Regions from separate parts of the Homo sapiens genome. Here region 1 is linked to region 2. Evidence: chromatin loops called from intact Hi-C (ENCODE). Cell type or tissue: heart right ventricle. All regions are shown on one strand. Links, peaks and the distances in the headings refer to the core of each region. The heading gives the core; the rest is flanking DNA. Region 1 has its middle 410 kb from the start of LINC02270. Region 2 holds the start of LINC02360 (long intergenic non-protein coding RNA 2360).

The links. Hi-C counts contacts between places; a loop is a spot of excess contacts. Peaks named below come from ENCODE experiments on the same cell type or tissue, not always from the same donor. Only the 100,000 strongest peaks of a DNase experiment are listed, where the experiment ranks them.
Region 1: a loop joins it to region 2, with 3 times the contacts of the local background. A loop is called at or near these places in 38 of 110 quality-filtered maps.

The regions. Positions count from the first base shown.
Region 1 is chr4:12,631,493-12,634,422 of GRCh38, reverse strand. No RefSeq gene overlaps it. Among named protein-coding and RNA genes, the nearest start is that of LINC02270, 410 kb to the right of the region's middle. RefSeq lists an enhancer at 1,060-1,119. In heart right ventricle, for the core only: a CTCF peak has its summit at 1,156 (motif pointing right); a DNase peak (open chromatin) is centred at 1,182.
Region 2 is chr4:11,768,406-11,771,335 of GRCh38, reverse strand. It overlaps LINC02360 (long intergenic non-protein coding RNA 2360), which reads left to right and starts at 1,868. Exons shown (of 4, transcript NR_146995.1): 1 at 1,868-2,033. It overlaps LOC107986178 (a long non-coding RNA gene), which reads right to left. Exons shown (of 5, transcript NR_188483.1): 3 at 861-1,027; 4 at 648-724. In heart right ventricle, for the core only: no CTCF peak of the experiment used is centred there; a DNase peak (open chromatin) is centred at 1,701.

The DNA.
Region 1 (2,930 bases), core at 119-2,618, 860 kb before region 2:
ATGTGAAAATTCACAGAAATGCCAAGCACAGTGCCTGCCACACAGCTGTGCCCCATAAGCATTGCTTCCTTATTTTTAAAGATAATTAAGTTTAAACATCCAAAAAATTTCTTCAAGTTTGTGTTGGTGGGGGAGAGGTTGGGAGAGAAACTAGGTCTCTTAGGCAAAACAATATTAATCTTACTTTTCCACTTTCTTTTATATTCTCTCTCTTACAATGATTTTATCTAAACATTTTTTTTCTTGGTTCTCATTTTGTCTGACTTAAGCTAGATGGTCAATCTCCAAAAGAACAAAATAAATGAGAAGTAATAACTGTGGCCTTGCTGTCATGTTTACTTTCTAAATGGAATGAATCTTTCAGAACATTTTGCCTAATAAAATGACATAGATGGGGACCTGAAGCTGAACTCACAAGATCCTTAACATACAGATTTAAGGATTTTAATAAAAAATATTAATCTCTTGATTTATTGCAGAAGTTTTAAAACAACCAACTGAACACATATGCTTAGATATATGTACACACACATACATTATAGTCTAATGTAGATAATGTTTACTGTGAACCTGCTGTGGGGCAGACACTGTGCTCAACATGTATACATACATATATATCTATGTTAGACTACAGTTTTTCTCCATAAATTTATATGTAATTTAGAACAAGGTGACTCGAAAATAATTAGTTTTTGATTGATTTACTTATTCATTTATTTATTCATTCCCTTAAGCACTCATGCATCAAATCTTTGTAGAATACCTGCCATGTGTCAAACCCTGCTCTAGGCAAGAGCGTATACATAGATGAATTATATGGGTCCCCTGCACCGCGTGAGTTAGTTGGCTCCTGGGGAAGGCAGACGTATACAGAGATAATCACAAAGTGAAGGAGGACAAAGCACCATGATGATAATAAAAGTGGAAGACACACAAAGCTCTTCATTTTCAATTTTGTAAAGTAAGAATTACACAGAGGAAAGTGTGAAGGGAAGTGTCACCTGTTATCTATTAATGGTTATAATTATTTGATTATATTTTTACATTGAATGATAATTCAACATAGGACAGTCTCTTCGAGATCACATCGCTGAGTATCATCCCCCAAGGCTTCTTAAATTCAAGGTCTACTGGCACCTATGCGGCAATACACATTGTGGCCTGTAGATGGCAGGCGTCGCTCACTGTTTCGATGGATCTCATCCACACCTGACGGATGATGCAGCCTTAAGCTTTGGGCCAGAGTCGTCTCGCAGGTCTGCCTACCGCTGCTCCACAAGTGCAGAGCTACATATTTATTTACTTCGTTCATCTTAAAATCTTGTGATGTAACACATTTTTCATGTCAGAGATTTTTAATGTTCCTGAACATTTTGTGAGCAGAACTTAATGCTTGTGGGAAGGGCTTCAACTTGAATGACTTTTGATGTTTGGATGTAAATAAAGAATTATTTAAGAAAAAAAAAAAGTCGATATTGTAGAATAATCAAGTAAATTAAAAATAGAGGGCACTAACCCTACGTATAAATGTGCCTGCTAAGCATAGACGCTATTTGCAATACCCCACCACTTCCTTCTCCGAGATCATGGCAATGTTAGCACCTTGGCCCCAGGGCTAGAATTATTTCATCTAAGCAAGAATCTATTGGCTTCCGACTATGTGCAAGACGCTGCATTGGGTGATAAGGGGATATATAGTTGAATAAGCATAAAACCTGGCCTTATAGGACTTATAATTCGGGGGAGACAGCTAACAACAATGCAGAAATTCTAGCAAGTCGCTGTGAGAGTGGAGTTGTGGAGGATATTACACCCAATAATGGGTAGAATAATTGTGGAGAAAATGAAATTAGAGTCAGCTGTGGGGTTACCCAGAGAAACTTCACAGGCAGTTTTGAGGAGAAGGCACCTCAAATATTTTGATCAGTTTAGGCAAAACTATATTTTAAAAGCCCCCTGGAAATATAAATTGCATACCTGTTTTTCTTTTTAAATTTGTGTCCACTTCTTGTAACACATAATTACATGTGATAATAAATGGACTCTGATTTTAGATTTCACAGCCAACAAATCTATATAATCCCCAAATAAATGAGTCTATGTCCTCTGTGCAATTTACTGTGTATCTTGAAATAATTGTGTATTTATATCACATTAAAATAAACCTAATTGGCAACTTTATAATTTTAACATATGCTAATCATTTTTAAAATTGCAAAGTTCAGAAAAATTTAGACACTAATGAAAATAACCTGTAATCTCAACTTCCCAATAAAGCTATGCCTAATATTTCTGTGTTAAACAAAATCTTAATGATTACATAAGAATTCTAATAGCAAAATGTTTATATTTATAAAAATCTAGTAAAATCAGACTAAACTTATTGATGCTTAAAGCTAGTCATGAGCATAATGACATTTTCCTGCCTTGTTAAGAATTGTAAAATCAATGAAAACGATTTACATTTTAAAACTGGAAAAAAAAAACTAGTCTCCGCTTTCGCCTTTAACAGATTTGAGTTTAAACCCCAGCTAAATTGAGCTTTTTATTGCGTAGTAATTTCTCTTTCTGAGGTCCTATTTCCTGTTTTGTAAAATGGAGTTACAATGTCTATCCTTGGTTGTGAGGTTTAAGAAAAGTCATGTGCTAGACCTGGCACATGGCAGGTGCTTAGCTGATATAACTTTTCCCCAACTCTTTATGTCAAGGAAGTTCCTTTTCTCTCTCCTGTTGAGAATCCCTGAGAAGCTTTTAAACAACACCCTAGTCCAGGATTCCTTAGCTGAAGGGCTACGGACCTTTGGGTTCTGATAAATCTTCGTTATGGGAACTATAGGGTGTTTGACAGCATCTGTGTTCCCTATTCAATAGATGCCAGTGGCAACTCCCGTATCTGTGGCAACTTCCCTATTTTTGGCAACCAAAAATGT
Region 2 (2,930 bases), core at 307-2,806:
ATGACAAGATTTAGTTTTTTGCCCTGTAGTTATAGTTGAGCTTCCACATTCAAGCTGGCCTTTAATTTCTTAAACACCATTTTGGCTATGGAGAAAAATATCAGAAAATCAGAAAAAAAATACAGCCTTAAGGGAAAAAAGTATAATTATAGTATTAACTCACAAGAAAGCTTTGTGCTATTAATCTGGAATCTGGGCCTTTAGCGCACATATCCTTATCATAAATACCCTTTTACACAGATGAAAAGTGCAGAAAACTGAAATCTGAAAAAGTCAATTATTCCTAAGCATTCTCCAAAAGGGAGAAAAGCCAGTGCTTTACACCAACTGGCAACTTATATGAGTCTACAATTGAAACTTTTTCACCGTTTAAGTTCTAGAACAGTGGACCCCAATCTTTTTGGCACCAGGGACCAGTTTCATGGAAGACAATCTTTCCACAGACTTGTGGGTGCAGGAGGATGGTTTTGGGATTAAACTGTTCCACCTCAGCTCGTCAGACATTAGATTCTCATAAGGAGTGTGCAGCTTCTATCCCTCACATGCACAGTGGGGTTCACACTCCTATGAGAATCTAGTGCCCTGCTGCCATTGATGTGATGGGAGGCGGAGCTCAGGTGGTAATGCTCTGCCTGCCTGCCACTTACCTCCTCCTGGGCAGCCCAGTTCCTAACAGACCATAGCTCCATATCAGTCCATGGCTCAGGGGTTGGGGACTCCTGATCTAGAAGGTATGAGCATGATAATATCCTTTTGAATTCATTCATATACCGAAAGCATATTATATGGCAGCTACTGTTTCAAATACATGGCACAGGATCCCCCACATCCATGTCTTTTCTATATGATTCTAAACTCACTGAACAGACTTTTTGGCAGAGTGGCGGAGGCCTGCTCATCTGACTCCAAGGACTTCCCAGGGATTTTCAAAGTGGGCACAAGGACACAGAAGCAAGCCCTTTTCCAACAGTGGCAGCTACAGGGCAAGTGACTCAAGGGATGGCAGTCTTCATGTATCCCAGCTTTTCTGGAAAAGGAGAGCATAAAATGGACATTCAAAGTCAGCAAATACAAGAAATATGAAGACAACTCTCTGGTAGTTATGGAAGTACTGGGATCCTTCCAGTTTTTTTTCTTTTTAAATATTTCAATTTGTGTTTATGTCTCTTTAAATCAAAACATGCCTTATTTATGCAAGAGTCTGGTAGTAGGAAAGAAAAAGCACTGTATCTTGTAGTAAGTGCAATAACAGAGAAAAATCTAGGGCACTGTGGGAGTTTAGAAAATATTTCTCGACACCAGCATTGAGGAAAACAATATTTACTAGAGAGGTGTGCTAAGTTATTATTTTTGTTTTGTTTCTATGTGTATTTATTTGTTTCAACGTTTTGTAGAGAAAATCTGGAGTTGTGGGTGGCAAAGTATACAAGATAGGCATGCTAAGGGCTTTAGGAAGAGGAGGAAATTATCAAGATAAGCCAGAGTCAAGAAAATATGAAACACAAGAAAATTCATAGTGATTGACAATGGTAAGCAGAGGCTCATGTTGAAGAGTAAGAGGAAATAAGCCTTTAAGACACTGTATCTGAGTTCTTAGTTTTAAGCACTGTAGATAAGTATGTGCTGGATCAAGCAAAATGGCTCACTTCCTTGAAATATGGGGAAATAAATCTGTGTAAGGATGGCTGGTCCAGCTGGTTTCCTGCCAATTCTTGGATGGGTCATCCTAGTCCAGAGTATCATGGAAAATTGTTCACACAGCTTGACTGATTGCTTTAAGGGTTTACACTTGTCTCAACTCAGAAATCCAAGCTCTCCCAGGACTGTTCTAACGGCAGTTCTAAAAGCCTCTTTGGTGTGTTGGAGGCCAGGTAGAGGTGAAGCTTCGCAGTGCTTGGACGTATACTCAACCATACGGAGAATATCAGCCTGTAGCAGGTAAATAAGAGCCCAGCACAGAAGAAAAGGCAGAGCTACAAGAAGACAGTGCCACATTATTTTCATTGGAATCTATGTACGCATCTATGCCTGAGGTAAGATCCACCTCATCCTTCTGAAATACCGTATTTTGATCAATTTGGCTCCATGGGGCTTCTGTTACTTGCAATGTAAAACTATACCAATTATACTCTGAAGCTAGAAAGTGTTTCTCCTATTGGATAAGTGCAATTCATGTTATAAAATTGATTTCTGATTTAAGAGCTAGGAGACAACACACATAACGTGCACCTGCTTACGTTGTGTCATAGATGAGAAAATTGAGAAATAAAGCAGGTAAGTAGCTTTCCCCATACAAGTTGAATTGGTATCAGAGAAATCCCTTCATTAGCAATTGGTAGGTATTCTATTTCACAAGTGTATACATGTGCCATTAACTATGCATGATTGCATATGTACATATATATGCACACATGCAAGTATATAAAAGGCAAAATTGTGTACTGTATATGTTTGTTATATAGTATGTTCAGACACACATATATAAAACCTAATGTAATTAGTACTATCTATCGACAATGACTTACTTGACTTCAGAGTGGTTACTTTGTACAGTGAGAACAGAGTAAATATATGTGGACTTTGGAATCACTAGGTATAGCTCGTTGGCCTGAAATGACACCAGGGCAGAGAGGGGCTTATTTCAGGGTAGAAGATCCAAATATATCACTTTATCTATTGCTCGTTTCAATAATTTAAATGTTGTTATTTCTTTGTTTCTTTAGGTATATGTTTCCATTTTACTTTTAGGATGACACACCAAGGTCTAGGCAATTGCTTAAGCTCGTTACTCAGGATGCCGTATCACTGCTGGCTAGAATATTTCTTTGGCAAGTCTTGTTACCATGTCCACCAACTTTATATAGCATACTTCGTTCAGATTTGGAAGCACTGTTACTGTTTTTTTTCCTCATTTAAGCAGCTTATGATTA